2 separate regions of the Mus musculus genome follow, and region 1 is linked to region 2. A link is a loop called in an ENCODE intact Hi-C map of the cell type or tissue named here. Cell type or tissue: left cerebral cortex. All regions are shown on one strand. Each heading gives the region's core, and the rest is flanking DNA. Links, peaks and the distances in the headings are about the cores only. Region 1 overlaps Fndc3b (fibronectin type III domain containing 3B). Region 2 overlaps Fndc3b (fibronectin type III domain containing 3B).

Region 1 (15,437 bases), core at 4,640-12,639, 110 kb after region 2:
ATTATCTGCAAACACAATAAACCTTGCCTAAACACTCTCATTCTTTCTATCTATCTGCACACAAGTTCAGGGAGCACAGTTGCTTGCTGTCTTTAGTCAAAATTTTCCTATAGTTCCAAGAAAATAGAATTAGAACATTGCTTTCAAGTGAAAAAATCTAACAGAAATGTCCTACTGGTTCAAACACATGGCATCCCTATGTCACAACAGATGTCTCCCTCTGTCATTAAGTCACTCATTCAATAAACACTAACTGAGCATCATTGTTTGCCAGACACTATGTACAAGAGAGCAAGAAACACACGGTACCTGCCTTCAGTGGATCTAGATCTTTAGTGGGAAACTAATGGGAAGAGGAATCAGAAGTCTGTCCCTTCCTGGCCACCGCCCTGTCACACTCAAGCACCACCCTGAGCAGACTGCAGATCCTAAACTTCAGGTCCTGCCCCAGCCCATGTGACTCATCTGGTCACGTCATCTTCCTCCTAACAGGCAAACAAACATATGACATGGACCATACTTAAAGATTCTCCCCATTATGGAAGAAAAAAATCAGCTTTATAAGCTCAGGGGTACAGAGGAAAAAATGTAAAAATAAGTTTATTAGTATCCAGAATCCATACAGGTCAGAGTTTACTGGAGAGGAGTTGGGGCGGGACCAACTTATAAAAGGCTTCACCACAGCCGGCCACTAGCACCAACTCAGAACACAGGACTACAAACCCACAGGCCAAAGCAGTGAGTCGGACGCCCAGAGACGAAGCTCTGACTGGATGAAGATCCCATCTGGAGCTGGAGAGAGAGCTCTGCAGTGAAGAGCACAGACTGCTCCTGCAGAAGATCCAAGTTTGGTTCCCAGCACCCATACCTAGAGGCTTGCAACTGACTGTAATTCCAGTTCAAGTGACTTCTCACCCACTTCTAGCTGCCACCGCACCCTCACAATTTCTTGAAAACAAAACAAAACTACTATGAATCTTTTCTAAAAGTCTCCATCTCATTATTTATACCTTTTGTGGGGGGCTTCGGGGGTGCGGAGGCAGGGTAGGTCTGCTTCAAGACTGAATCTTAAGAATCTCAAGAAAGAAAATTTAAGAAACATCAGTTGGTGTCCACACTGTGAACAACCACCACAGTAATAATAACTCTACAGAAAGCAAGCATTGAGTAAGAAGGAAGTACTGGTCATTTAGAACAAAGATCTCTCACTGTCTAAGCAACTGACTTCCTGGCTAAATTGTCATTCCTAGAAAATCAAAATATGACTTCCCTAATGCTAAAGATCACAGGATGGCTAACTGGTTAGAAACTTTCCTCAATGAAGGGTCTTAATGGGTAAAAGAATCCAAAGGACAGGAATATTCGCCAAATCGCTCTGATTGACTGGATGATAAACATCCTTACAGGCAGGCATTAGAGCCGCATCCTGGAAAAATAAGACAGCATTGTGCTCAAGGTTAAACAAGCTTAAACACGTTATCAAGTAAAACGTGTTCAATGATTGCTTTTCCATGGCAAAATGAGTTATGTTGTTGACTAAGAAAAATAAATAATCGTGCCTAACCTGTGTCTGGGCCCTAATTTCTTGCCAAACTAAAGCACATTAGATACAGTTCCAACGCATGTGTCACTCTATGCCACTCTAGATGGTAAACAATCCATACAGCCATTTTTAAATCTAAATATCCAACCAAGCAATTTCTCAGGTCAAAAGTTTTACTCCCAAATCTTTGGCTAGCAGGAGAAAAATTTCAAGGCCGTTTAATGCTTTTGCTATATATAAACCTCAAAGCCTCCACCCCGTGTCATAAGTCATAATTAGTGTTGAGAGTTCTGAGAAGTGATCTCAGAGACACCCCAACACAATGGTCCGTGGGCCCCTGATATGGGAAATGCCACAAAGAAAGCCTAATCATTTTATAAATGAAATATAAAATGTGGAAAAGGTTAGAGAAGCATTCCCTCTGGAATATATCAGATCGTGTACTATCATCCAAGTCACGAAGTCATGATGCGGATCAAGTATTGACTCCTTCTACGCACTTGTAATCAATGAGGCAAATGAACATTGGCAGCCATGATACTGGTAATAACACTAATTAACGTGGATTACTTGTCAAAGGTAAAGGGGCCAACACTGTAGGCAGCCCTGTGCCCAATGCTTTCCTAATTAGGACAAAGAGAAAGGAAATTGCTGATGAAAGAAAGCACCTCAGTCCATTGCTGTCTTCCTTCAGAGATGTGGGAAGGTCCTGGCTTCCCAATGCACCATCTCAGACAGCAACACGAAGTTCTACATGGACACACCATCAATGTAAAACGAGCATCCGCCTGAGCTACAGTGCCGTACACAAGGTTGTCTCCAGTATGAACTACAGAGCCATCTCCCCCTGGTTGAAGCAGCTGCCCTCCGCCCCAGGGTTACCCATGATTATAAGCAGGGCCTTGAGACTCCAGGTCTTCCTCACATGATATATTTCATAGATATTGAGACTTTCAGAGTGAATTACACAACTAAGAAGCCATAATAAAACATCTCAAGAAAACAAAAAATCTATCAAAATAGAAATAAAGCCATAATTTTTTTAAATGGTTATCAAACTGAAAGAAAAAATCTTAAACATGGCACATATGATCAATCCCTACAGAGTCCAAGTCACCCATGAGACTAACTCTCAAGGCAGCAAGGCGGCCATAGGTGACAACACGCTAACATAATTTTTCTCTATTACAATACTATTTTTTTCTTGTTATAGAAACCACAAATCAACTTCTTGTCCTAATGGGTATACAGATTTTCTCCAACATGAATGTTGCGCGTGAGCACATATATGTGTTCGTGAAAGGGTCTCACGTAACCCAGGCTGACCTCAAACTCATTACACAGCCTGACGATGGCTTGAACTCTTGACCCTTCTGCCTCTGGTTCTTGGGTTCTGAGATTACAGATGTGTCCTAGCATGGCAGTCTGATGCCATGCACGAGAGATCCGACCCAGGGCATCAGGTCTGCCAGGCAAGCCCTCTACCAGCTGAGCCACTTCGCCAGCCCGAGTGTTGCTTATGAACCTGCACAGTGATCATGAGTCACAGGCTGCCAACTACCAGAGTAAGGTGTGGAGCAACTTGCAAACATGGTTGAAAGGGGAGGGGAGAGAGGGGAGGGAAGGAGGACAGGCCAAAATTGGGTCATTTCTGACATATAATAAATAGGAAACGATGTCTTCACACCTAGCTTGCACAGAAACCTGTTCATGATTTCCATATGGGAAAGGGCCAAATGTTCCAATAATTAAAAGGAAAAACTTTCAAGTTTTTAAAATGACTCTTCTTACTCTAACAGTGAGTCTCTATGGTATACTGCTGAGATTTTTTTTTTCCCTTCCTCCTTGCAAGTCAGAAAATTAAATTTTCTTTCTTTCCAGCCAGGGGCCACTCAAACAGATCTAATGGGTGTAGACAGCACTTCCTGTCTACTGTAAGAAAATAATGGGATTGCCATTATTAACATGGCCCCAGGCTTGCACTCGGGCGGGGCTCGGGAGGGACTGGCCTTCCCTTTCCATCAGTGTGCCTGAACGACTGCCCAGTTTTGGAAAGGAAAGGGGAATGTTATTTTTTCCCCAGCATGAAGGCCTAACTCGAGCTCACTCACACTCGTGAAGCAAGACAGGCTCCGGCCCCTATCATGCCTTCCAGGCAACTGTGTCTACAAAAGAACCCGTCAGTAAACAGCGGGCCACGGTTAGTGCTCTTCTCATCTTTTCTGTTTGTGAAGCGAAGTCTCTCATTTACAAGAGGTCAGTGAAGGTAGTAAGGCAGCCTCACTCTACAGCCTGAAACGATGCTAGTCATATTCTGTGTCATTTATTATTTTCACCACCACCACCACCACCACCACCACCACCACCACCACCACCACCACCATCATCATCATCAACATCGTGCATGTGTGAAGGTCACATGACAACCTGGTAGATTCAGTTCTCCTATACACAGTTCTGGGGATAAACTTAGGTTGCCAGGACTGTGCCTAGAATACTTCTAAGCTGCTGAGCCATCTTGAAAGCCCTTTAGGTCACTTATTAGAAAGGACATCCAAAGTTACCTCTGGGTCCTCACTGTTCCTTGTCAAGGTGTTCTGATGGAGGGGAAAGAGGGAGGGAGAGAAGGAGAGAAAGGGAGGGGGAAGAGGGGTCTGAGGTGCTAACTCGGGCATGAAAGGCCAGCTCTGGGGTCCCCATGGTCTCACTGACTCAGGTCAAGGCTGGATCTAATGTTACAAAGAAAGACATCCACAGAAAGAGAGAAAGGGTGGAAGAGAGGGCTTCCGCCTTAAACTTCCTTTGATCTTAGACAGAGAAGATGAAGAAGCAGATGGGTCACCTATATATACTTGAAAAAGAAACGAGCTCTCTTTACCGAGGCAGTGAGAAAGCAAGATGGTAGAAGGAATAAAGCCACCAGAGCAATGCTTGCCCTTCAGAGCCACCCTCCCTGCCCATCCCATTCCGGCACACAGTGCTTCCCCCCTGCTCCGCCTCACTCTGAGCCCCACTACCTCGCTAACACAAACTGCTCCGGAGTGAGGGCTAAGCGAAGTCACATGATCAAGGACACAGGAGGAGTCACAGTCCAGAGGAAGGCAGATGTAGACACTTCAAACCACTAAACTGTTTAAGTAACTACCATCCCACTGTGACAGGCTCCTCAGCAATCTCTGAGGGCCCTGAGGAAAAGTGACAAAATAGTAGGATGACAGCCATCATCTTCTGAGCAGGTGACAGCCCTAAGCAGTCCTCCTGACAGACTAGACCCAGACTGGACAAAAAAAAAAAAAAAAACAAAAACGGGACCTCAAGCCCAAACCCTCCGGGCACTCTGGCTCAGCCGGCGACTACAAATCATTGAAGTTAGGGTTTCTCTTCTTACCAAAGCATGAATTCCAAGCTAAGCGAGTAATTTCCCATGGCCCCCAAGTATGAAAACTATGTGATAATCATCTATTATTTATGCACCAGGGCTCAAGAATGCCAAAGAAATGGTTTCCGTAAAAAGCTGCTTTCCTTTCGATCTAACATGTCCTACAGTTTAACTTTCCAGACCATCATTCTATATTTTCCTTCATGGGAAAAAAAAAAAAAAGCATATATTTGCTGGCCATGATTTCTTGAAAAATGTTACAAAAGACTAGAAATCGAAAGTCCTGAAGACAAACAAATACCTCAGTCGGTTTCATTGCTTTGTTTTAGGGAAAGAGAGGAGTCCTTGGTTCATCTCCCAAGCATCTGAGAACAGCACAGAGCTGTCACCCACGACTCAGTGACTGGGAAAATGTCGTCCCACAAGTGCAATAGGAACAAGTGCACTCACTGTGGCTGGTGCCATGTCCTTCCTCAAGCACCCACCTACACACCAGTCTGTGCCCACTCCCAGCTCCTCAAATGAGTAAAGACAAACTTACCAAACAAGGACGGGAAAAGCAAGCACGTGGGACCCAAAAACTACAGTCAAGAGAGAGAAGCCAGAAGACTCCCTACTAGAGACACTGATGGGAGCCCTCTATTCTTTCCTCGCCAAGGGCTAGGTCCTGGTGGATTTAAATACGCTCTTAAAACTTTACTTAGCTGAATTTCATTCACTTTGGTGTTTGGTCAGCATGTATGTCTGGTGGGGGTATCAGATCCCCTGGAACTGCAGTTGCAGGCAGTTGTAGCATGCGGATGCTGGGAATTGAACCTGGGTTCTCTGGAAGAGCAGCCGATACTCTTAACTGCTGAGCCATCTCTCAGCCCTTAAATAAGCTTTTAAGAAGCATGACGTAATTGAAAAGAATCAGAAGGTGATACATAAATAGAAAGTAGCACTGTTTCCATGTTGACTTGAATCTAAAAAGCAAATGAGAAAAGCTAAAAAAAAAAAGTTACATTCTACGATCTCTCATATTCCACAGGTACCACTATCTAAGGATGCAAGACGGATAACAAAGCAGGTTAAAATTATGTCCAGAAACCAAACAAACCTGTAAATAACTGTCTCTTCAATAACGATGAAATGCTATGGCAATTTTATATACTGCTAAGTATAGCCTGAAGTAAACTATAAGCATCAAAACTTATTAATATGTTTCTTCCACCATTATCACAGACCTCTCCTTAAAAAAAGAGAGATTTCTAAGAATGAGTTTACTTCCTAAAAGACTATGACTTCATCATAATTTCCTCAAATATGAGTGTAGAGGGCAGAGTTCTGTGGTGTGCACCTGTAATCTCAGCACTGAAGGATCAAGAGGATCACTGTGAACTTGAAGCCCCTGGTCCGCTCTGTGGCTGTCCTACAGTCCTACAGAGGACTATATAGCCAGCCTTAGTTCAAAACAAGGTGGGAGGCGGGGAGAAGGTGGGGGTGGGGGGGAGACACGCAAGCAAATTTTGGTGTCTCTTACCCAAAATTAATTAATTAAATCTTCACTTGTAGGTGATAGTGGTAAAGCATTTGAGAAACAAGCCCAAGTGACTAAACACAAACAGACAAAAGGAACTGAAGAGAAGGCTCAGGGGTAGGAGTGCTTCATGCAAGCATCAGGATCAGAGTTCAAATCCCCAGATCCACCTAAAAGCCTGCTGCGGCCACAGGCTCCTGTAACCACAGCACAATGGGAGGTGGGACAGGAGGACTGTTGTGTTTGTGGCTGCCAAGCCAGCTCCGGGTTCAGGGAGGGTCCCTGTCTTAAGAGAATAAAGCAGACAGTGGCCTCCACCCCAGATATATATGTGTGCATACACACATTCACAAATGAAACACTCTACTCCTGGAGTTGAAATATATTTCTTTTCTTTACATCTTGTGTGGAAAACAACTTGATACAAACGAAACACTCTTACACATTAACCTTTCTTCCCGTTGTCATGAAGGATGTACAACCAACCAGGCCAGCCTGGCAGCTAAGACAAGCTCCCTCTGAGGAGGGGACCAATGACATCAGAGCATTAGAGACCACTTCTGTGGGGTGCTGCCTGTGTCATACACATCCACACAGGAAAGGGATCTTAACCACTCGCACCCATGTCCTTCTGCACTGTGACCAGGTCCCTGTGCAGGAACACAAATGATCCTTGGGTGGTGATCCTTACAGCATCCACACGGGCTTTTTGTCCACACAAACTTTACAAGGACAGAACCCAGCAAGGCCTCACTACAGACTCTGTCCTCAACTCACCTCCCATGAACTCACTTTCTAAAGATGGAGTACAGAGCTAAGTACTTCTAACAAAGGAAGCATTTAAGGCTGCCAGCTTGCCAGGTTTAGCCTTGGCTGTCCAGGAAGGTCCAGGCTCCAGGCTCCTCTGAATCTTGAGGTCACCTTTAATTAACTGCAGGAGCCTCTCTCCAGCAATAAGGAGTCCTGTATGTCCCAGACCTCTGGCTGCTTTGGTATAACCAACATCACCACACAGTTCACTGTGAAAACAGAGACAGGTCAGTAATTGGAATGTGTTTGCTTTTCCAGGTGCAAATTAGGGGTGCAGCATCTCACTCCACAAAGCAGCTCAACTCAAAGACACAGAGGTGACCTTCATGAGAGTGAAGAGTCTCTCTGGGGTAGCACGCGACATGTCTGCACACTGTGCCGCTTCACCAGCGCCTCTCTAAGGAACTACCTCCATCCTCCCACGCTCCGGTGTCTCACAGATGGCTTTCTGGGAAGCCTACTTCTGTCCTCCTCATTCTCCCTTCCTAAACTTAAGTGGGTAGTGCAGAAAACAACCCAGGAAAAACAGCTCCCTCTTGGGAGAGCTTCAGAATAGTATTATTTTATTATACCAAAACTATAAATTTTAGGTTTCTGGGCAATAGACAAGTTGAGCACATGAGAGGCCTTCAGTTTTGCTTGGCCTTAATATTCTGCTCCCTGGGAACACAAATACACACTGTTCCAAGCCCAGTGAAACATGCGAAATAATAAACGTGGAACCAGGTATGATTGCTTTGGTGGGATTACATGCCTGCCATCCCAACACCTCAGAGGCCAGAGGCTGAAGCAGAAGCATCAAGAGTCTGAAATTACCCTAGGCCATAAAGCAAGTTCTAAGCCATCTTGGGCCATATGACAAACCTTGATTTAAAATATATATAATAATAGCACACACATATATTATGTAATATGTATATACATGTGTATATTACATAAGTTATATTACATATATGTGTATATATTATATGATGTGTATGTATGTGTGCGTATATATATGCATGTGTGTATATACATATACATATACATATATGTAATATATGGTTACAATTTCTGAACTGGGTCCAGTTACAAGAAAAAACTTTTTAATCAAAGGCCACATTTTTAGCAAACAGAAATTTTCTAAATCAGCAATCTGAGTTGGGGAAAGTCCACAAACCTTTTTGAGAACTTTGATTTTTCTAAAATAGTAATAGATGAACAAATAAGTGTTTATTTCCTTGAGTTAAAAAAAAATCAACACAACGATAGGAACTCAAAATGTCTATAATTAGCAAGATTCTTCAAAGAAGCATCCCAGCTCAACCTGGGAATGCAGTGGTCAACACGAGGACCCTGCCTCAGGTTAAGTGCTTACACATAGCACATAGGCCCTGGGTACCATCTCAGCATCACCAAGGAAAGAAGGGAGGGGAGGAGGGAAGGGAAGGGAAAACCCAATTTAAATCAGCAGTCACCCCTATAGTCCAGAGAGACAATGAGACAATCTGAGTTTCCCAAGACGCAGAAGTCCAACAATCAACAACCCTGAAGAGGACATGCTGTGGAAAGTTGTAGATGTTCAAACTTGAGAAAACGATAACCTATCTAACATGATAGCACTGGAACGCACTGATCATGGCCAAAGAACTGGACATTTTCCCTTTAGTAATCCTTAAGCACAATGTGGCTGCTCTTCACACTCCTCCTCAACATAGGACTACGGCTCGAGCATCTTTTCCTATTGCTTGGAAAGTATAGCTTTCCTCTTGAGACAAAAGGTCACAAAAATGACCAGCCATGCATAAACACTCATGTGGTGGTGTTCGCCGAGCCACTTGATATACAGTAATGTTTATATAGAGTATACAATATACAGTTATATACGGTTATAGTCAAGAGAAACTATACCCACTTAGAGAACACGCTGTACACTACTGCCACACCCTATGAGTTCACCATTCCCCTAGACTCAGAAATAAATGGACAATGCCTTGTGCAGCAGTAAGTAGGGCCTGCCTTTGCCGACAGTGTTTGTATGAGAATGTAAGTCTTTCCATGGCATTATTCTGTGTGGGTTTGTGTCATGAGTGTGTAATTTACCCACAATGCCCAGGTTTCTCATCCCATCTCTTAAGTCACTATCTCTAGCACTACTGAGTGACTTGATGGAAAAAAACAATGTGCTTCCTAAAAGCAAACAGAGTGTCAGCGCTTCAAGAATGCAACTGTCCATGTAGATCTGAGCTCTCTGTGGCTCTCCATGAACATCAGGAGAAAGTGGCTGTGCTCTTACAGGGCCATAGACACAACAGGCTACCTGATTCCGGCAAGTACTACGAGGCCTTCGTCACTCTCTGCCAATTACTTGTCTACTGCCTCCTCTGCACTTGAAGCCAGTTAACAGGGAGGGAACCTAGGGATGTTCAGAGAGTAGAGCTTGACTTAGCAAGCAGGAAGCTCTGCGTTTGAGCCACAGGAGCACAGAGCAATGTGTGTGATGCCCATAAAGCCTTGAATCTAAGTTCTCAGGAGGTGAAAACAGGAGGACCAGGCTCATCCTGAGCTACACAGCAACTAGAGGCCAGCCTGGGCTATGTAGATGACAGAAGTCTGCCCTACCAGATCAATGTTTCATTTTTCTCATACTTCTTAAAACCATCACTAGGTACAGTAATAAGTTCACCACTTGGTCATCTTTCAGTAAGCACCTTCAAAGGGTTCATGACATATCAGAGTCCCATTTCCTTCAGAATCAAAATTTCAGACTCAAGTTGCTGGCAATAGGCTACTTCTGGTTGAATATTTTTATGAACTATAAAAAAGTTTTCTGCAAAAAATCTACCATTTCACAGGCCCAAGAGCAACACATAAGCATTCTAGTCCAATGTATCTGTAAGTATTCGTTTCAATAGTCCAGACTGTTTCTAACTCAGGATGACTTTTTCTGAGATAAGAAAACATATAATAGAAAAACCAGAGACAGCAATATTTATCATTTACATTACTTTTCTCAATTGATTTAAACAACAAAGGATAGCATTTGGCTCTTACTGCTGTCTACTATTGATGCTGTGCAAGAAATTAACAGAAGGCCTTGGACAGGAGGCGAGTGCTGTGGCCCACGTGCCCCCAGGAACCTCCCAGAGAACCTTAAAACATGAGAGAAAAGGGAGCACGGATCCTAAGAATATATTAGAGGTTTTTCTAAGTTGACAAATCTAGTCCTAGGGTAGTCATGTTCTTAAAAACAAACAAACAAACAAACAAATCCTTCAGGCTTGAGTGTCAGATATAAAATATACTGTGATGTCATTCCAGCTTGCTTTTCATTACTATGAGAAAAAACTAATGGGGGGCAGGCGGGGGTGGGAGGGGGACTATTTAACTTGTAGGCCACACTCTATCATGGAAGAAGACAAGACAGGAGCATAGAGACAAGAATTAAAGCATGGAGGGCCGCTGCCGACTGTGAGCTTCCAGGCTTATTTATGTTCAGCTACCTTTCTTACACACCCAGGACCACCAACCTAGGGAATGGGACCACCTACAGCGAGCTGGGCTCACTTTCCAACCCGGACTTCATAATTATCCATCAAGAAAATGCCTCATAGACAGGTCCACAAGCCACTCTTTTGTTTTGTTTTTTGGTTTTTGAAGACAGGGTTTCTCTGTGTAGCCCTGGCTGTCCTGGAACTCACTTTGTAGACCAGGCTGGCCTCGAATTCAGAAATCCGCCTGCCTCTGCCTCCCAAGTGCTGGGATTAAAGGCGTGTGCCACCACCGCCCGGCTTCCACGAGCCATTCTTGACAGAGGCAATTCTTCAATTGAACTTTCTCTTCCCAGGTGTGTCAAGTTGACAACCAAGATTAGTCATCAGAGATGTATTTAAAGATACTTGATTATTTCTGGTAAATTCCTCCAGTCACCAAGAATGTCTTCCTTTAGGAGAAATGGGAGATGAATACACCTCTAACCTATCTCAATATTTAATTCATGAATCCCTACAACTACACCCAAAGGCAGGGGTAGAGGCAAATGGGCAGCTAAAAGCAGCAAAGGGGGCTAGAGATGCGGCTCGGGGCAGAGCGCCTGCTTAGCAAATGGAAGGCTGGGACACACCTACAATTCCAACCCTCAGTCCCCGTCCCCAGTCTCAGCGCTGGGGGGTACAGGCAGGAGGCGCAGACACTCAAGGCATGTATCCTCAGCAGAGAGGCATGGGGCTTTAGAGGTCAGCATGGGCTAAATGGGTCCCTGTCTCAAAAGAAAAACAAAACAGTAACATCCTTAAAGTCTTTAAGGACCGACGAGATGGCTCAGGCCTGGAAAGGTGGCTTGCCACTCAAGCCCTGTGACCTGAGTTCAGTCCCCAGAGTCCTTGTAAAGACCAACTCCACAAGTTCACGCGCACACACATTTTTTCATTTGTTTGTTTTTGTTTTTTGTTTGTTTGGTTTTTTTTTTTTTCGAGACAGGATTTCTCTGTATAGCCCTGGCTGTCCCGGAACTCACTTTGTAGACCAGGCTGGCCTCGAACTCAGAAATCCGCCTGCCTCTGCTTCCCGAGTGCTGGAATTAAAGGCGTGCGCCACCACGCCCAGGCTTCAATTCTTTGCCTTATCAATCTGCCATCAAGTACTTACAGATGATTTGAAGTTAGCAAAGGCAAAACAAATGTCACCAGAGCTCCAAAACTAACAAGTTGTCGAGTTGTTCTCTCCACTTGGGGATGGACAGAAAGGCGCAGTGCTTGCCCCTCTGGGTCACCCTGAATGCAAATACAGCTACAGTTGTTGCCAGGGTGCTGGTTCAAGTTCATATGGAAGCACCAGAAAGAAAACAGCTATTTTGTGGCATCCACTGTGAGCACCAACTTTCTAGGGTCCCCTCCTTCTCCACAGGTTCCCAACAATGAATTACAATCAGCCCATGCTGTTTTGAAGGGTACAAGTTTCCCCAAGATACTAAAATGGCTTGTTCTCTTAATTAGATAACTATTTCTCTGGTGATGTATTTAAACTTTTGATCTTTACACTAAAACCTCTTTTTGGCATTATTTACTTGCAGTGGGGAGGGCTTGCATGTGTCATGGCAAGTATATAGGTCGGAGAATAACAAGGGTCAGTTCCCACCGACCACTATGCAGGCAGGCCCTGGGGTTCAAGGTCAGGTCATCAGGCTCGACTGCAAATGCCTTTACCTGACCAGCCGCCATCTTGATAACCCCAAAAGCTTCTCATTAGGAATGGGAGATCAACGTCATCCTAGCTTTGTCTGGGTAGTTTTAAAATGCTAATTAGCTACAATGAGACAAAGTACAATGAAGGTACTGCTAACAAGGTCTCTTCCCCAGAAGAGGGAAAATCCAAGGCCACGTGGGTGACCACGTGAGCCTCTGGGCTCCTCCCCTCTGCAGCCCTAGCACAGCATGGGAGTTTACAGACCTGTCCTGCTCTATGCAACCTTTCACACAGGCGCTGGGAACCTGCTCTCAGGTTCTCGGGCCTGTACCACAAGCATGGTCCTGGCTTTGTCATCCCGCAAGTCCCTAAATTCAGTAGGCCACAGGTACTCCAGTTTCACTAGCTGTCAAAGTTTGAAAGGGAAAGAAGAATTGGAGTGGCCACCGGCCTGCTCCAGGGGTGGAAGGAAGTCTGTTCTCTACACTTTCTGAAAAGATGAGCCGAGTTGTTCTGTGGGGGAGAAGGAAAATGCTTTGCTGTTATCAAAAGAAAAAGAAAAAAGTAGACTATTCCATTAACAAAGACCCTACTTGTCAATGTCTTCTTCTGCATCAATAAGGGTATGAAATAAAATTACCATCTCAGCTCAAATACAGTCATTTAACACAAGACACTTTAAATATGGCTGCCAAATTCTCAACTCTCTTTGCCTTTAGCTCAACATCATCTCACAACTCCCCCGACACCCCCACATGCGCACCCACAGTGAGTTATCTAGAAGTCACAGGGAGGATACGCAACACTATAGTCGTGAGATCTAACAGGAGTTCCGATTAGGAGCTGTGTTGGAATTGACGGTATTGCCAAGAATATTAGGACTTATGAATGTGAAATCAGCGCATCTCAACCCAGTACAAGGAAAAGAAACTCAAAGATTGATCTATGTTCACAGGAGGAAATATCCTCATGGGCAGAAGGCTGTCCACGGAACCTCACAGGATGACAGGCTGGAGTTTTAAACCTCCTCCCCCTCCTATCCCACAGCTCCTGTCCCACATACCTCTGGTCTCCAAGGACTGACCCTTGTTACTAAATCTACTACAAAGAACTGTCGGTCCAGGTGAGCCAGGACTTCAGACTGGCTTCTCCTTGGCTGGACCTCGCAAAGGGGTCAGGTAGTCCCAAGCCACCCTCCCGTGCTCAGTCTGACAGAGTGTCCCCGTCTAGCCACCAGGATCCAGGCATGTTCCGCCCCTCCAAGACATAGCACGCCACCTGCTCCAAGGCTAACACGAAGCCTCTGTTTATGGGTACTTTGCTAATTCAAATGCTGTGGTGTAAACTGGAGAACAAAACTGCTCCTCCACCACCCACGTGCATTCCCGACAGTGAAGAGCTAAGGTCTACCTGGAAAGAGTTCTACCAGGAAACACTCTCCAGCTATAGTACACTGGTGAAAAACAGCCATTGTGTCTCCAATGTCGGCAAGTGTTGAAAGCTCAAATAAAAGGCTCGGATAACGCAAGGACTAAAGCCTTGCCTGTCATTCCAGCTTGAAATCTCCTCAGAAACTGCACTTCCTGCTTCATCATCACAATGACCCTGAACTGAGAAAGCCACACTGGCCTGCCCAGGCATTCAACAATGCTGGTCCAGTCAAAACCCACCTTGCCAAACAACACAGAGAGGACGACTTAGGGGCAGGACCTATTCCACTGGCAATGAGGAGTCAGTAGAAACATCTAAGCTTAAAGTTTTATTAACTGACCACAGAAGAGAAAGTAAAGGAGTTTCAAACTGTCTCAGCACAAATCTATGGTCTCTACAACACGCAAATTCCACAGGGCCAGCTCAACTGAAACTGTCATCAGAACCAACTCCTCAATCCAGGTAAGGCTTTGTCAAACCTTTTTAAAGACAGACTAGCATGTATGATACTTGTTTTAAAAGATACAACTGAATTGTTTTTTCCTTATATTAAGATGGGGAAACCCAAGTTAAGGGAGGTTTCAAAGTTTGCCCGAGTCACATAGGGGCAAAGGAAAATGATTCCCTGACAAGCTATGTTTGCTGACACCAAACTCATACTAAGATTCAGCCCTTAATCTTTGCCTGTCACCCAACAGCTTTACGATTACAATAAGTCTCTCACTTGTATCTTGATGTCCTAACAAACTAAACCCCGCATATATCATGGTTAAATCTTGTTTCCATATTTGGCACACTCCCTAGGACACTATAATTCTATTTATAACACAGTTCTTTACCCTGATTCTGTGAAAATAGTGAAATGCTCCCCACGGCCAGGAATGGGTATGAACAAGACATTCAAACGTCTGAATGTTCTCATTAAGCAATGCCTGGCCTGTGGTTGAATTTATAACTTTCCGATAGCCGGAGGCAATGTGATTTATATTCACACTAAAATAATACTGCAATTTAAAACTGATTCATTGCCATCAGTCTCTGGGATTCTGTGTTCTGGAGTCACAATTATAACCTGTGATTATCCCTGTAACTCTGAAGGATATACAAACATTCAGGTATCTCTAGACTGAACATGGAAGTTGCTTCTTAAAAATCCTAATAAAGTGTGGGCTGCTAAGCTGTCTCAGGAGCTAAGAGCTTGCAGTGTTCCGGCAGAAGGACAGAGTTCAGTTCCCAGCACTAACCTGACACAGCTCACAGCCTGTAACTGCAGCTGCAGGAAACCTTACACCCCTGGCTTCCAAGAGTACCTGCACTCACATGAAGGGGCCCACACAGTTATACACATAATTAAAAAGAAATTTCCTTTTAAATCCTAATAAAAAGAAATTATTTCTCATTTGTCTGTTCCTGAACCATTTGAGAAATGCGTCCAAGCGACTAAACAAATAGACAAGAGGAACTGGAGAGAAGGCTCAGGGGGTAGGAGTGCCTCTATGCCAGTGTAAGGGCCAGAGTTCAAATCCCCAGATCCACTTAAAAGCCTGCTGTGGCCACAGGCTCCTGTAACCACAGCACAATGGGAGGTGTGG
Region 2 (15,437 bases), core at 3,395-11,394:
TCAATCACTTCTGTAACCTATGACTGTCCCACTCAAACAGTGGCAAACACAAATAGTCAATGTATATGTAAACAAAGCAATTACTTTACTGTCTGCATATTATCAGTGCTGGATACAAATAAAGAGGCCACATTTTTAATGTAACACATTTCCATTTCTTAAAGTATTATATATATATATATATATATATATATATATATATATATATATATATATATATATGTATGTTTTCTTTTCAAGTGTGTTCTAGCCAGGAGTGGAGTTCACGTCTATAATCCCAGTACCAGAGGGCTCTGAGGCAGGGATACTCTGAACATAGAATAAGACCCTGTCTAGGAAAATGTAAAATAGAATTCCAATACTGATTATTTTCAAAAGGAGAAATTTCTGACGTTATAAACCAGGAACATAGAACAACTTCAAAGCTGATGCTTTCTTGAGACATGGGAACAACATTTCAGGCCTGCGTTCCTCTTATTGCTGAGTTTGTGTCCGTTACAGCTGACACCAGCTCCACATGCAGGCCGGGAGAATGTTCCCGATGACCTGGAAGGGCTCTCTGCATGGAGTGGTAAGGGTCACACCCAAACACCCTAAGCCGCAAGACCAGGGTTTCACAGTTCCTCTCCCTGCGGTGGTACAGTAAGTCGGATCATCCTTAGTTTGGAAGCTCAAGTCACAGAAGCTGGGTTACTTAATCCACTCTGGGTAAGAAGGAAGACACTAAGAAGCCACAGTGAGGTGCTGGTTGGGAAGAGATGACATCTCCATGGTGACTCATAGGAAGTGCAAGAGAGGACAGGGTAGGGGAAGCCGCAGAAATGGAAACTCTTGGACCTCAGCCTCACTCCACCTTCCCCGTGGAAGCAGCTCTGTACAAAGGAGGACGCTGGACTCCTCACTCTCCCCTGTCCTCTCAGCCTTGGGCTGGAATAAGATTGCAGGACAGGAGGGGAAACAGCCCCATTCCCAGACACAAAGATCAGGAAACTGGGAGAAAGGCATTTTCCCCTCAGGTCCAGCCTCTTACAGTTTTGCCAGGCCTTTGCAGGGCTATCAGGGCAGCCAAGGCGTCTGGGGACAGTTTCCTGTGAGGTCACCCCACATGTATCCTACCCATAAATCTTTAAATTTTGAACTGAACCAAAAAGATGACTATTTGAGATGCTTTTGCAAGGATGTCATCGAACAGCTCAGACCCCAAATCTGGAGTTTTGTTTTTTTGGTTTTTTTTTTTTTTTTTTTTTTTTTTTAAATCATCAGGATGGTGAAGAGAAACGCACTTCGGTCTCAGACTTATTTTGATTAAAGTGAAACAGAGGAAGGGACACAGACTCAACTTCTTGCAGTTTCTGTAAACAAACAAACAAGCAAGCAAGCAAACAGAGCAAATTGACTCAGCTCTGCAGGAGAGATCACAGCCCTTCTGCCAAGGGAAGGACAGACACAGTGAAGTAATTTCAAGAATGTTAAAAGCATGCCAGTCCTACAAGCCACCCTTACCCCCTCCCCACCCCCGCCCCAGCTTCCAGTCTTTCTTCTGAGATACACGTAAAAACTACAGCCATTCTCTTACCTCTCTCCTCTCCCTCTCCCCACCACTTATCTTTTAACATCTGAGTTCCCAGGTGACACGAAAGGCCTGCATGTCAGAACAGCAGCATACACACTTATACCCTGGATCTCTGAGAAGCAAAGACAAGGGATTCCCACAAAACTCACACAGCACAACTATTTCCTTATAAATAAAACAAGCAGAAAATTTACCAGATGGGTTGTCTGTCTTTGTAAACAACTAAATTCTCAAAGGCAGGTCAATAGACTCTATTCGTTCATTACATAACAATAGTTGAGTTTTCTCATAGCTAGCATAAGCATATTCTAAGTAGAAGGTTAATGGGATTACTGGAAAGCACCAGGAATCAGGTTCTGTTTATAAAATGAATACACTCCTTTTCAAATCTCAATTAAAAATAAAAGACACAGATCTCTGCAAAGCATCTAAATTTCTAAATACTTGAACACAGGTATGTAAGTTTTGCAGCCCTGACTATCTCTAGCTTCCTCAACAGAACTCAACTTTAAAATGCTGTTTAAAACACACAAAGGGCTTTTCAAAGGAGAGGTCCTTTTGCAGGAGAGAGTGTGTTCCATGTCTATGCAGATGGCTTGTCACTAATCAATTTCCAACTACCAGGCGTGGTCCAGGGAAGATAAAGGGTGGGAAGAGGTCAGGACAATTTTTGAAGTCTACCTAGAAGGGAAAAAAATTAGCAGATTCTTTCTCCAGCCTGTTATAAATGAAAACATCGTGGGTTGCGTAGACATTTTAAACTTGACAGAACCTTGTGGAGAATGAAGAGCTAAGGTAACTTTGCCTGGGATGAAATCGCACACCTTCCAAGGAACAAAGTCCATTAGCTTCTCACCCACCCTCCTGGAAAGCATGCAGACACCAACTAACAGAATAGTCACAGCACCCCAGAGTGTCTGAAGTGTGTGTGTGTGTGTGTGTCCATTCGTGCATGAGTATGTATGAGAGAGAGAGAGAGAGAGAGAGAGAGAGAGAGACAGAGACAGAGACAGAGAGAGAGAGAGAGAGGGAGAGAGAGAGAGAGAGAGAAAGTGTATACACCCATGTATGTACATGCACAAGTTTATGTGCATTGGTAAATCAGAGAAGGAAGTTGGGTATCCCCCTACACCACTCTCCACCCAATTCCTTTGAGCAGAGAATTTTACTAGGCCTGGACTAGGCTGGCAGCTGGCAGGTCTCAGGGAAGCCCTGTCTCTGTTCTCCACAGCTTTGGGGGGACTGCTACATGGTCACACTATCCTCTTGTGGGTGTGTGTATGTGTGTGCATATTCGTGTGCATATGTGTGTTGACACAGGGTTTCTTTGTGTAGTCTTAGTTGTCCTGGAACTCTGTCTATAAAGCAGGTTGTCCTTGAACTCAGCGATCCACCTGCCTCTGCCTCCCAAGCACTGGGACTAACGGTGTGCACCATCTCTGCCCAGCACACCAGACTTCTTAAGATGGGTGCTGGGGCCCAAACTCGGGTCCTCAAGCTTGCACAAAAAGCACCCTTACACATGAAGCCATCTCTCCAGGCCCCTGTGCTTGCATTTTGAGTACTAAAATATTTTCTTTAAAAAAAAAAAAAAAAAAAGACCCATAAGAAAATTCCTTCCAACTGCTACCTGCTACCTGAATGGCTGGCTTGTGGCTCAGGGATCCCAGATGCTGGTGTCCCCACCGTCTTTAAGCCAGAAGGACTCTCCATCAGCTGAAGCACTTTGAGGTATTCCATCCGTGAGTTTCTCTAGCTTTCAAGCGGGCCTTCTCTTTGCCAGTAAAGTACTCTGTGAAATAATACAAGTCTAGGCTTGGGGGGGGGAAGGGGGGATGGGGGCACGCTCCTTTGGTTTTTTATAATTGATCTGCTAGTTAATATTTATTTTTAATTATGTCTATGTGTGGAGATGTGCACATGCTGGCGGGGAGGTGGGGTATGGAGGGGTGCCTGCAGAGGCCAGAGACACAAAATCCCCTTGAGCTGGAATTAGAAGCAGTCATGAACTGTCTGAGTTCTGCAGCAGCATTAAGAGCTCCTAGCCCCTGAGCCACCATTTCTCCAGCCTAAAAGGTTCTTAGATCAGGGTCTCAAAGGATTGGGTCCATAACTGCCTAGTGACTGCTTGGTATCTGTGCCCTCGAGAACATCATGCCAGTGGGATGTGGACGGAACCTGTTTCCATCATGGCCAACAGGAGACAGAGAGAGAAGATCAAAAAGACAGGAAGCGGCAGGTGTAATATGTCTCTTAGAGAACACACACACACACATACACACACCATGACCTATTTCTTCTATTTCATTTCCATTTCCAGAACATTGCCCATATAGTACCAACAGGTGGGAAGGACTTTCATATCCAAACCTAACTCCATTACAGGAAATTGCCACTGCTATCTAATAACACAACATTGGCTGCCTTTTCTTATGAGACAAGTGAGCAGAAGAATGCTAAAGTACTTCCAAGGAAAAGGAAATACGGCTTAAGATCATACATACACACACACACACACACACACACATACACACACACACACACACACACACACACACACAGAGTGTCCCATGCACACACAATACACTGTGTCTCTTCTCTCTCATTAAACATAAATAAGCAAAGTAAATCACCTTAATGGCACAGAATAGAAACTAGTCTTTTCATATATTCATAATGTACAGAAGTTACAAATTTTCATGCATGGTAAACATTAACTTTGGTATTGAAAAAGAAAAAGAGGGCACTTTCTTATTTTATAGGAAATTGTCAATTAAAATCTACGTATGAAAGCCCGTCTTCACATAACTGAACTTCATCACTCTCTGGTAGAAATGATGACTCATCCATCAGAATGTTTTACTTCTTAAAAAGTGAAGTGCGAAGATGACCTGGATCTGTGCACAGACGAGAACAGCGCCCCAGGCCCTGGGTTTCTTATTTCCAGCCTTCCTGTCACGGACAGGGCGGCGATCTAGGACACGCATCTTTCAGCGCTCTATCCTGCTTTGACTTGCCAGATGGAAGACAAAGATGAACTTTCTATAGTTCCTCCACTGCTGGGATGGCAAAGGGTAGGCTTCTCTGGGCAGAAGCTCTGCGGAGAGTTCCTAACTGAAGGCAGCACCTCCATTTCTCCTTTACAGCTCCGTACATGCATGTGATGCACGGCGGAAACAGCTTTCGGATTGTGCTGCTGTTACTCAATTCAGAGCCCCACACTTGCTGGTCAAGCGACTGCCCCAGCTTGAAAGTTAGCACGTTACAGTCTGATGCCAAGTCAAATAGAGCTTCCTGTAAGAACAAAAGCATGCTGCTGATGGAGGGAAGGCATAGCTGGCAATCTCGAGAGGAGAAAGCCACTCAAATCCCACACTGGATTCCCCTGCCCATAGCGCGTTCTTAGGTTTGTGCATGGCCACAATGAGAGCGCTACTGGACCAATTACTATGCCAAAGCCAAGACCATGCTAGAAGGCTGCCAGCAGAAGTGTGGAGAACATGGCAGCCACCGCCCTTCCATGGCTGATACCTTGGGTGAGGAATGAGGCACCATCTGTGAACATCTGTCATCAAACCCAAGAGGACACAAGAGCTTCCTGACCAGGGGTGGCCTCTTGGTGTCTTAACAAACATCCCAGGTGCCGCCTGCACACCTGGCCAGGCTGACTCACCACGGCTCTCCAGTGGTTGCTTTTAAAAGCCCAAAGGCAGTCATCAGCCTGGTGGTCTTCTTCACTCCTGCATTCTCTGTCCTTTCTACAACAGTATCAGCTCCTTGATTTGCTCTCTTCAGGGACCCGCCTTCTGTGGTTGTTGCCTATCCTGCTAGGGAAGGAATTCTCTCTCTTGGGTCCCTGAGGCTCTACACTCAAGTCACAAAATCAAGTCTGTGCTGGGTCTGGGTCTGCCTCTGTCGACAAGGCACAAACACAAGGGCCCAGGTTCAGTCCTTAGCACCCACAACCAAGCCAGGTGGGGAACTGTAAACCTGCAACCCTAGAACCATGAGAGTGGGGTACAGGGCAGCAGATTCATGGGATTGCTGGCTTGCCAGCTGTCTTAGTCGGTATCATATTGCTATGAAAAGACACCATGACCATAGTTATTCTTATTAAAGAAAGCATTTAATTAGGGCTGACTTGTGGTTTCAGAGGTTTAGGTCTTTATCCTCATGGCAAGGAGCACACAGGCAAACATGGTAGCTAAGAGTTCTACCTCTGCATCCATATGAAGCAGGAAGACAGAGTCAATGGCCTGAAGTGGGCCTTTGAAATCTCAGAGCCTACCCCCAGTGGCTCAAGTCCTCCAACAAGACCACCCTTCCTAATCCTTTCAAATAGTGCCACCCCCTAAGCATTTAAACATATAAACCTGTGGGTCCATTTTATTTAAACCACCACACCAGCCTAAGTGACAAAGTTCTGGTCCAATGAAAGACTCAGCTATAAATAAAAAAGTAGAAAGTACCTGATAGTTGAGGTCACATACACTAGATGCATATATTTAAGCACTCAAACACACACACACACAGAGAGAGAGAGAGACAGAGACAGAGACAGAGAACGCAACTCTATACTGAATCCCTGCGTGAATATACCTATCCCAAGATGCTTTAAAAGTCAGCAGCTCACTGCATCCCACCCCTGTGTAAAGAACAGACACATATACAACCTTGCTTTACGAAGTACCAAGTGAAAACACTTTGAGGCTGCTCAAGGAAACCCACTCACTCACTGGACAACAAGCCTGTTTCTCCTGCCTTTTGCTTGATTGGATGTGTTTTGAACATACTAGCCATGCAGTTTACCAGAGAGCTGCACTCCTGCCTGCTCTGTTTTCCCACCTGAGGCCTTCATATGGCCCTCTTCCTTCTTCTGAAAGGGAACTGTGCAACACTAGACAGCTTTCCTCAGAATGTAAATCAGCACTCCGCTTGGTCCTGGGGAAAATTCAAGGTTGGTTTGTTTGTTTGTTTGTTTGTTTGTTTGTTTGTTTGAAAGGAAAATGTATCTATTCTTCTGCCTGTATCACTTCAAATCTTATTTTCAGGGCTTATTGCTGGACAAGATTCAAGATCAACGTGACATTATTGTTGCTAAGAAAAGTAGCTTCCTTGCAGTTCGAGAGCAGACGCCACCTGTATACACACACTCATGCTCTCCTCTATTATATTTGCCTGACCTGAACCACAGGCTCCAAATGCCAATTTCTCTCACACTTTGAGACATTGAAGCTACATCTTGAAGATCCTCCTACTGATGAGCAATGGACCAGAAAGGCATGCCAGCTTCACGACTGCCTGTGGAAATTCAGGCATACTTTAGAGCTAAGCATCGAGAGGGTCTCCATGGCCCTGCTTGCTCAGCCAATGTGCTCGCCTCTTTTAAAGCACAGTAAGATCAAACGTGCCAGCTCTCCTCGACACCTCCTGAATCCTTACATACCATCGCTGCCAAGACCTGCCTCCTCAGATATACTCCTTGCAGAGTAACTGACATCATGCCTTGGGTATGACAAATGTGTGCATATTTGTTCCATGAGCGGATACAGTAGGTAATCCTATCGCACTACGTTGAGATGTCTGGTTATATGCACTTGGCAGAATCCCTGCCTGCAGGAATCGTTGTAAAGGTCACATGTAGGCAAAATTCTTACGTTTTAAAGCTGTAGTGAGGTCCAGGACCACACAGGTGGTCACTGACCCACAGATGGCCAGAGCCATGTTTCCAGAGCACCTGCTTCAGAGGGTATGTGCAGGGACCAGAACCTGTACCCTCAGCACGAACCTGACATCCATGGCCCACATCTGGCAAAGGTTGTGGCCAGCTAGACAGATCACATGACCATGATAGGAACAAGGGGGTCATAATTACTACAGTACCCATTTCCCCTGCCTGTGGCCAAACTAACTCCAAAGAGTGAATCCCTACAAATACACGGATAAGAAGAGGAAAGAGTGAAACGGAAATGCTTCCATTTGTAAAGAAGTAAGGGTAGGTCTGGCCAGGTTGACAACAGATGTGTCATGAAGACTGCAAAACTCCAGAGGCCACTTGGCCATGTGCACAGACAGTAAGCCATGCCAAGCGAGTACAATTACCTGTTTCAGTTCTTGAAAATGAAGAGTAAGCGTGCGCGCGCGCACGCGCGCGCGCGTGTGTGTGTGTGTGTGTGTGTAACGGTATGCAACAGGAGAGCTAGTGCTCCAGTGAATGGAACATTTTGGGATCATACCTTTAATCCCAGAACTAGAAAAGAAAGGCAGGCAGATCTCTGAGTTCAAAGCCATCCTGGTCTGCACAGCAAGTTCCAGGCCAACCAGGGCTGTAGAGTGACATCCTGTCTTGAAAACAAATAAATATAAACCTGAAAGGAACATTTTGCATTTAATACAGGCCTTTCCTTGTTTTTATTCATATATATATATTTCTTTTTGAGGTTGTTGTTTTTTCGAGACAGGGTTTCTCTATAGCCCTGGCTGTCCTGGAACTCACTCTGTAGACCAGGCTGGCCTCGAACTCAGAAATCTGCCTGCCTCTGCCTCCTGAATGCTGGGATTAAAGGCGTGCACCACCACGCCCGGCTCTTGTTTTTATAATTTATTTCATGTGTCTGCATGCACACACACCCTTGCTTGCATATATAATGGTGCATGCATGAAGGTTCAAGGATATATTGCAGAAGTTAGGTCTCTCCTTCCGGTACCGGCAGCAGGCACGTTACCCACTGACCCCCTCACTGTCCCCTCAAATGGATGGCTCGACTTACTTAATGCCTTCACATCCTCTGTTCACCTTGATCCCAGGGTTCTGGAGGGCACCTGCATGAACTAACTCTGCAGAAGAGTGGGATACGAAGGCAAACCTTTTCAAACCCATACACTAGAAGGCAAACCGTCTCTGGTCGGTATGGTATTAATGTTAAGCCACAAGGCAAAAGTAGGACAATAAAGACTACCACAGCTTTTCCTCACTGACTGAAGAAATTCAATAAACTAAATATTGGTTAAAAGAAGAGAATGAAGGTGCTCTTTACTGCTGCAGCTACAGTGCCTTTCCAAGGCTGAGCTTCCTTGGACACCGTGCTATCAATGGCCCCCTTCTAATAATTTGCCTTTCAGCAACAGAGAACAGAGCCCAAGCTGCAAACAAAACCAAGACACAACAGATAAAAAGAATAATTAACCATTTCCCTGTAATAGTCCCTCTACCACCCACGATACACGGGGCCGCCGAGTCCTGAGGAAGTCACTTCAAAGAGCAGCTTGGAAATGTTTCTGAGGAGAAGCCCTTGCACTGCATAGTCTGGGGCCCAACGTTCAGTAGGTGTCCTCTTCCCTTTGCTAGAACCATCAGCTATGTGAGAATAAATGACAGCATGAGACACGTGACAAGTGGCAGCATGTGACATGAACTCTGGACTGTCGGGTAAAATGGCGACCATGTAGAGAAGGCAAAGCATGATGGAAAAGACGAGCTGGCAAAAAACAAAATGGAGGCTTAGCAGTGGGACATTACCCTGACCTCCCTCTGTGAGAAAAGATGGGCAGAGAGGCAGATTAGGCCATGGGACCAGAGGGCAGTTGTGGAGGAACACGGGAGGTGTCTGGGGTCCAGAAAGGATCAGCAATTTGGCTGAAGCACAGGATGAATGGTTAGGAATTAACTAGAAACTCACAAGAGTTTGCTTCTCACTGCAGCAGCTAGATAAACACCACCAGCTTAAGAGAGTTCTGAGCCACATCCATCTGTCTTCATTCCTCACTAACACAATAGAAACTCCAGCATGCCCTCACCCTCCACACTGTCCAAGGTGTCTCAATGAGTGTTGGCTTGTTTGTTTCTTTGTTTGTTTGTTCTGATGAAGCCAATCTCACATCTCAAGATTGAAGTTTGAACCGGACAAGGCTTGATAACTCCATGTGTTTTCCCTAAAAGTCCCTCATTTTCTTAGATTTCAGACATTCATTCACACATAAGCAGGGACCAGCTGTTGCAATTAGCAAAGTGTTTAGACTTTCTTCTCCTTTGCCTTAAAAATACTAGAAGGAATTTCAAGCAAGATGAAACTGCCATTCAGATCTGGGGGCTTTAAATAGATGGGTTTTGTGTTTCTCAGGCTAAAAATAATAGTCTGTACACTAAACTCCACAGTGCATAAATAAGATTCAATTCACAAGACTGAATTGTGGGGTTCTGAGCAGGCGGCAGAAAACCAAGCTACAACAGGACTATTTCTGGAATAAGGCTTGGTGTTCGGGAACCTCTAAAATTGAGAGCTTTCCCAGGAAAAAACAGGTCTAGTCTCCCAAGCCCACTCGGGGCTCTGGATGCTTGGGGATCCGGAAGATGCTTGTGCTGTGGCTGGAAGAAAAGGAGCCATTCTGCACCCAGGGCCAGGAAGTGGCACCATGCTCACAGCTCCCATCCAGAGGCGCCTGAGGAGGTGCCAATGTGTGGAAACGGTTCCCCAATGGGCATCTTTTACTGTGCCATGAATGGCTCCTCAGTTCACTGCTGCACGCTAAGTTTTGCTGGTAAATAACACATTCCTGAGACATACTATGTCAACTCTGAACAGGCCTCACAGGAGGCTCCTACCAAGCTCTTTCAGTGGTCCGGCCACAGTGAAGGCTTTCTATTCTAGACCAGCAGAACGTTTACACCTTTCTAAGATGACCCACAGGGCAGCTCTAACAACTATGCAGCATCCTCTGCCAGAGGCAGTGAAATCGCTCATCAGAAGACAGCACGGATGTTCACCTCTTAGGAATTTTTGAGACAGTCTCAACATGTAGCCCTGGCTGGCCTGAACCTCAGAGATCTACCTGTGTCTGCCTCCCCAGCACTGGTGTATGCCACCATGTCTGGCCCAACTCATATGTCACAAGTGGACTTTAACTTGAAACAATTATGGTCAAATTGAGGACTCCTGTGAGAGGAGAAATGAGGCTTGTCTCTAGAAGACAATAGCGGATAACACATGTGAAGCAGAAGAGAGTTCTCGAAGGTCCCTCAACCTCCCCCAGCACAGTAAGTGCTCCCTCCCCTGCCCATTTACCCCTAACACCATACACTAATTTCAGCTTCGTTTTCTCTGATTTCTGAAAAGGGGAATGGAAAATTCTTAAACTCCGTCAAAGAAAAACAAAAACAAAACTTTCCAGTAAATGGTCTTAATGGAATTCTCCCTGAACAGCCTAAAGAATCACTTTAGTGCCCGTTATACAGTGTTGTACAGAGAAACTCAGAACTAAGATTACATTTACTAGGCTGTAGAGAATAAGGTAGAAAGGTGACCCCCTGTCAACTGAAGTGGAATGTGGGCACAGGCTTGAGGACACTTTGTGGTGTCCACATGTGGCCAGGGGCACACATACACGCAGCATTCATACACAGGTGCGTGCACATGTATATGCATACTGCACAGACACACAATGATAAAATACACTCATAGTTAAACTGGTATTACTCTGACTAGAAAGCATCCTGAGCAACTCCTGGGCTTTGTCTTTTATTGTTCAAACGGGTAAAAGTGGGTTCTTTCCATTTAAATTGTGACCAATTGGAAAACCAGGATACCATGCCAACTGTGTGATGCAGACAACACTGTAACATGCAACCAGGGCATGCTTTCATGCATTCGCAGCAATCTGCTTCACCCACAAGGTCCAAAGCACCTGAGAAGTCTCCAGAGTTGCTGGAAACTAATTTTCGGTTTTCCTCAGTCCAGGTTCTATGTCATCCCTTGCCCAGGATCGGTCAGACATGTTGCTTCCCCTAATAAACGCTCTGCTAATGTCAACAACGACGAAAAAATCTTTGGTTTGTCATCTATGAAAAGGAAAGCCTTACAAACAAAAAATACTCCAGAAATTGACAGACAGCTAGCTCTAGATCTGTGTGTGTGTGTGTGTGCGCGCGCGCGTGCACACACACACACACTTGTCCATCTATGCAACTCTTCTATGCAACTCTTGTCTATGCAACTCTTGTCCATCTATGCAACTCTTCCTCGATCAATCACTCTCTACCTTCTTTGGGGGCAGGGTTTCTAACTGAACCTGGAATCCCCTAATTTTGTTAACTGGCTGGCCAATGACACTAGGAGCCTCCTGTCTGGTTTTTTATGCATGCGCTGGGAACTGAACTCAGGTCCTTGTGTGCTCTAACAGCTGAGCCATCTACATATATCCCTACTTCTAATGTTAGATAGTCTTTACTTGGTCTCCATAAAAAGAAAAATCTAGAACTTGACATCTAAGTAATTTGGGGTCATGATAAATACACTCAACAAAATGAAAAACGAACTCTCCCCTGGACAATGAAAGGAAGAAGCCATTAAGATCTACTAAGTGGCTGGGGTGGCCCAGGATCTGAACTCTGAGAGCAGAGCACATGTTTGCGGCACAGGAAGTTTCCTTTTATGAGAAGGAGGCACACGATGACCGACAGAGCACAAACACAACAGAGCTCTCTAAAAATAATAAACTGTCGATGCTTCTTGTTGACCACAGCATACCTATTATTGTTACAAACAGACCTACTTCTGCCAGAGTCCATTAGGTGTTAGCTTCCATTAACATCCGGGTAAAAGGGCACTGCAGCAGCAGGCACACATGGGTAATGCCACATCTGGTGCTCATGGGATGTTCTCTTTCTCCCCCCCCTCTCTCTCATTTCAGAGTCCTTTCATCAATAATAAGCTGCTTTCTATTTACTGAGCTGCAAGAGCAGCCCTGGGAGTCAGAAAGATGCTCTGTACTTTAAAATGTCAAGAGAATCCAACTGCCAGTCCCTCCCTAAGCCTTCCCAAGCCAGCTCATCACTACAGTGTCACTTATCCATGGCAGTGCATAAATAGACTGTGACAAAGCCATCTTAGTCTCCGATGAAAAGAATGAGGTGAGGAAGGCTGTGGACATCAAATTTTCCATTCCCAATGTATGTCACTAGAACCAAAAATAATGGGGCAGAAAATTCTGCTGAGCCGGAAATGTGACAATGCTCAGTGTCGTAGAAATAGGTCTTGTTGAACCAGGTGTTTTTGAGGTGTCCATGAGTACATTCTAAGCATATCTTAACATAATTAGCCAAAAGGTTTATGCTTTTGTCTCGTGTGGTTATGTCTTAGTAAAGAGGGGGCTGCATTGTGAGCTTTTGTACCCAGAGATCGCCATGGTCTATTTCAGAGCATCCCATCATGGCCTCTGCGGGGTGGCAGAGATACACCTAAGCCCTCTAAGGGCCTCCTTTCTTCTCTCACTGCCCACCACTGTTCACCAGGTGAACAGAGAGGACATTTAACATTAGAGTAACACTATAGCAGTTGAGGTAAAAAGTGGCCCCCAAATTTGCATCACAAAATCCTACTCTCTTTGTTTGAATTCAAAACTAGCTCTTTAGCAAAACCAAAACAGGTTCAGTGGGTAGAAACAGGGATCTGAGTTTGGATCCCTGGGACCCTTGTACAAAAGCCAGTACTAGTGGGCAGACACAGGTGGGGGCAGTGCTAGGGGGGCAGACACAGGTGGGGCCAGTGCTGGGGGTGGGGCACACACAGGTGGGGCCAGTGCTGGGGGTGGGGCAGACACAGGTGGGGGCAGTGCTGGGGGTGGGGCACACACAGGTGGGGCCAGTGCTGGGGGTGGGGCAGACACAGGTGGGGGCAGTGCTGGGGGTGGGGCAGACACAGGTGGGGCCAGTGCTGGGGGTGGGGCAGACACAGGTGGGGGCAGTGCTGGGGGGCAGGCAGACACAGGTGGGGCACTAGGGCTTGCTGGCCAGTTCACACTCTAGCCTGTCAATAGGTGAGCTCTGGGTTTAGTAGAAGACTCCATCTCAAAAAACAACAAGAAAGGCAATGGGCCACTGAACTACATATACAGGTGTACCCCATGGCGCATATAAGCACAAACATGAACACACACACTCTCATGCATAATGTTTGAGCTGGGTTCTTAAGGAAGTACCAGAGAGAGAGCAGATAAAAGGAACGGAGCAGAAGTCTCCTTCTGTACGATACGTGGGGTCACGGTCTCCGGGCTTACCTGTCTCCTGGATGAGGTTGGGGTCCGTGACCTGAGAGTGAGAAAGGTGGCCACAGCAAACAAGAAAGGACTCATGCACAGCCAAGAGTCCTGTCCTGGCTTGACTCTCTGAGCCCACCATTAGTCTTCAATACCTGCCCTGCCCCACCCATGGAGCTCCTCTGTTCTATGTGGCATCCACAGCTTGCTCTTCTGGGCAAGAGGGAATCTAGGGACAGAAAGTAACAAGCGCCACCCCCCACCCACCCCCTTCACCCTCCACCCCACCCAGCATCCTTAGGTGACAGCAGCACTCTGCCCTGACTTAGAAATGACAAAGAAGTGCTACCAGGTCCTAGAAAGGAAACTTGTGAATCCTTATAGGAGTGAGAAGTAATTCCACCCACGGGGGCTGGCGTTTCTAATACCAATGGGGTGGGGTGGGGGTTGGTTTAAAAAAAAAAACAAACAAACTTGCCAACATGTCTTAATGTATCATTTATTTAACACATAAATGCGATTCAACAACAGCAGCAGCAGCAGCAGAATTCTGATCTGGATGTTAGAAGTTCTGGCTGAAGGAGACTGCAAGCCCTGGTGTGAAGCCTTGCCCCTGTGTTGCTGCAAGGGCAGGCGCAGTGGCTGCAATGGTGCGTGCTCTGAGGTTACTTCAGTTTGGTTTGGTTTGGCTTGTTTTGTTGTTGTTGCCTTGTTTTTCCTTCACGTGCTGGTGATTAAACCTCAAGACAAATGCTCTTCCACTAGGCTACGTCCCAGTGCCAACCCCTTCAGTTTCTAAACCTCCCACTTTGAGTACAGCTAAGCAAAGAAATCGTCTCCTTTGTGGTAAGAAAAACAAAACTAGGTTTTTCCTCCGCACCGTTTAAGTTCACTTTAAGTGAACTTTCAGTGGGAGAACGCGGTGAGCCATGTTTAAGGTTTGAGTGTAAACTATCCCTACAACACTTGCTCTCCAAATGGTGCTGCTGCTTTGCAAAGCCAGCAACCATTCAGGGGGTGGAGCCTCGCTGGAGGAAGTAGGGCTCTGGGCAATGGGTCCACTTCCTGATCCACTGAAATGTGAGCAAGCTGCCACCAGAGCAGCACATCACTGCCATCGTCACACCCCACCCCCACCAAGATGGACTGTTTCCCCTTCAACTGAGAGCCACCCCCCTCCCAGCAGCTGGTTTCAGCTAGGCGGGGTTTTTTTTTTTTTTTTTTTTTTTTAAATCAAAGCAATGATAGAACTGACAGAGTCACCCAGCAGAGGGACTGAGCCAGGGTGACCCACTGCACACATGCTGCGTCCCTCATCCACTGCTGGGTGGCACAAGCCCAGGCATCACAAAGTCAGCCCCTGCAGAGAGCATTTCTGGCTGCTGGTCTTATCTATGTGATGTTTTCTAATTATTTGATACTGGCTTAGCAGCCAGGAAACTTATGAGTCATCTCCACTGTTCTCCCGTGTTGTTCTCAACTTAGTTACCCAGTCCCTGAGGTAAACAGAATGGGCCTGCTGGAAGACTTAGAAGCAGTTAGCCCCTCCCTGAGTCATCTTAACAACTACTTCCCTGTCCCACCACTGCAAACCTACCAGACGGCTTGGCTCCACAGGCAGCCCAGGTCTGAGCATAGACCCTCTGACAGATCACCACATGGCATGCCAAGCCCTGCATGGTCAACCCCACTGCTCCTGCCCTAAGGCCTGAGGTACACCTCTCGGGCATCAGCAGAGTATTTCATTAAGTACAAGGCTGTAAGCTAACAGTGGAAGGAACAACTTGGATCTGTGACAAGCCTGCCAATCAGGATGCTTCTCGAGGTTGTATAC

What was found. A loop is a pair of places that touch in the nucleus more often than their neighbours do. Peaks named below come from ENCODE experiments on the same cell type or tissue, not always from the same donor. Only the 100,000 strongest peaks of a DNase experiment are listed, where the experiment ranks them.
Region 1: a loop joins it to region 2, with 2.5 times the contacts of the local background. A loop is called at or near these places in 3 of 42 quality-filtered maps.

The regions. Positions count from the first base shown.
Region 1 is chr3:27,691,213-27,706,649 of GRCm38, forward strand. The region is part of intron 1 of Fndc3b (fibronectin type III domain containing 3B); the gene reads right to left. Among named protein-coding and RNA genes, the nearest start is that of Fndc3b, 12 kb to the right of the region's middle. In left cerebral cortex, for the core only: a CTCF peak has its summit at 7,781; DNase peaks (open chromatin) are centred at 5,408 and 7,685; H3K27ac peaks cover 230 bases.
Region 2 is chr3:27,583,967-27,599,403 of GRCm38, forward strand. All of the region lies in intron 3 of Fndc3b (fibronectin type III domain containing 3B), which reads right to left. It overlaps Mir3092 (microRNA 3092), which reads right to left and starts at 1,029; the gene lies at 934-1,029. In left cerebral cortex, for the core only: no CTCF peak of the experiment used is centred there; DNase peaks (open chromatin) are centred at 7,012, 9,652 and 9,740.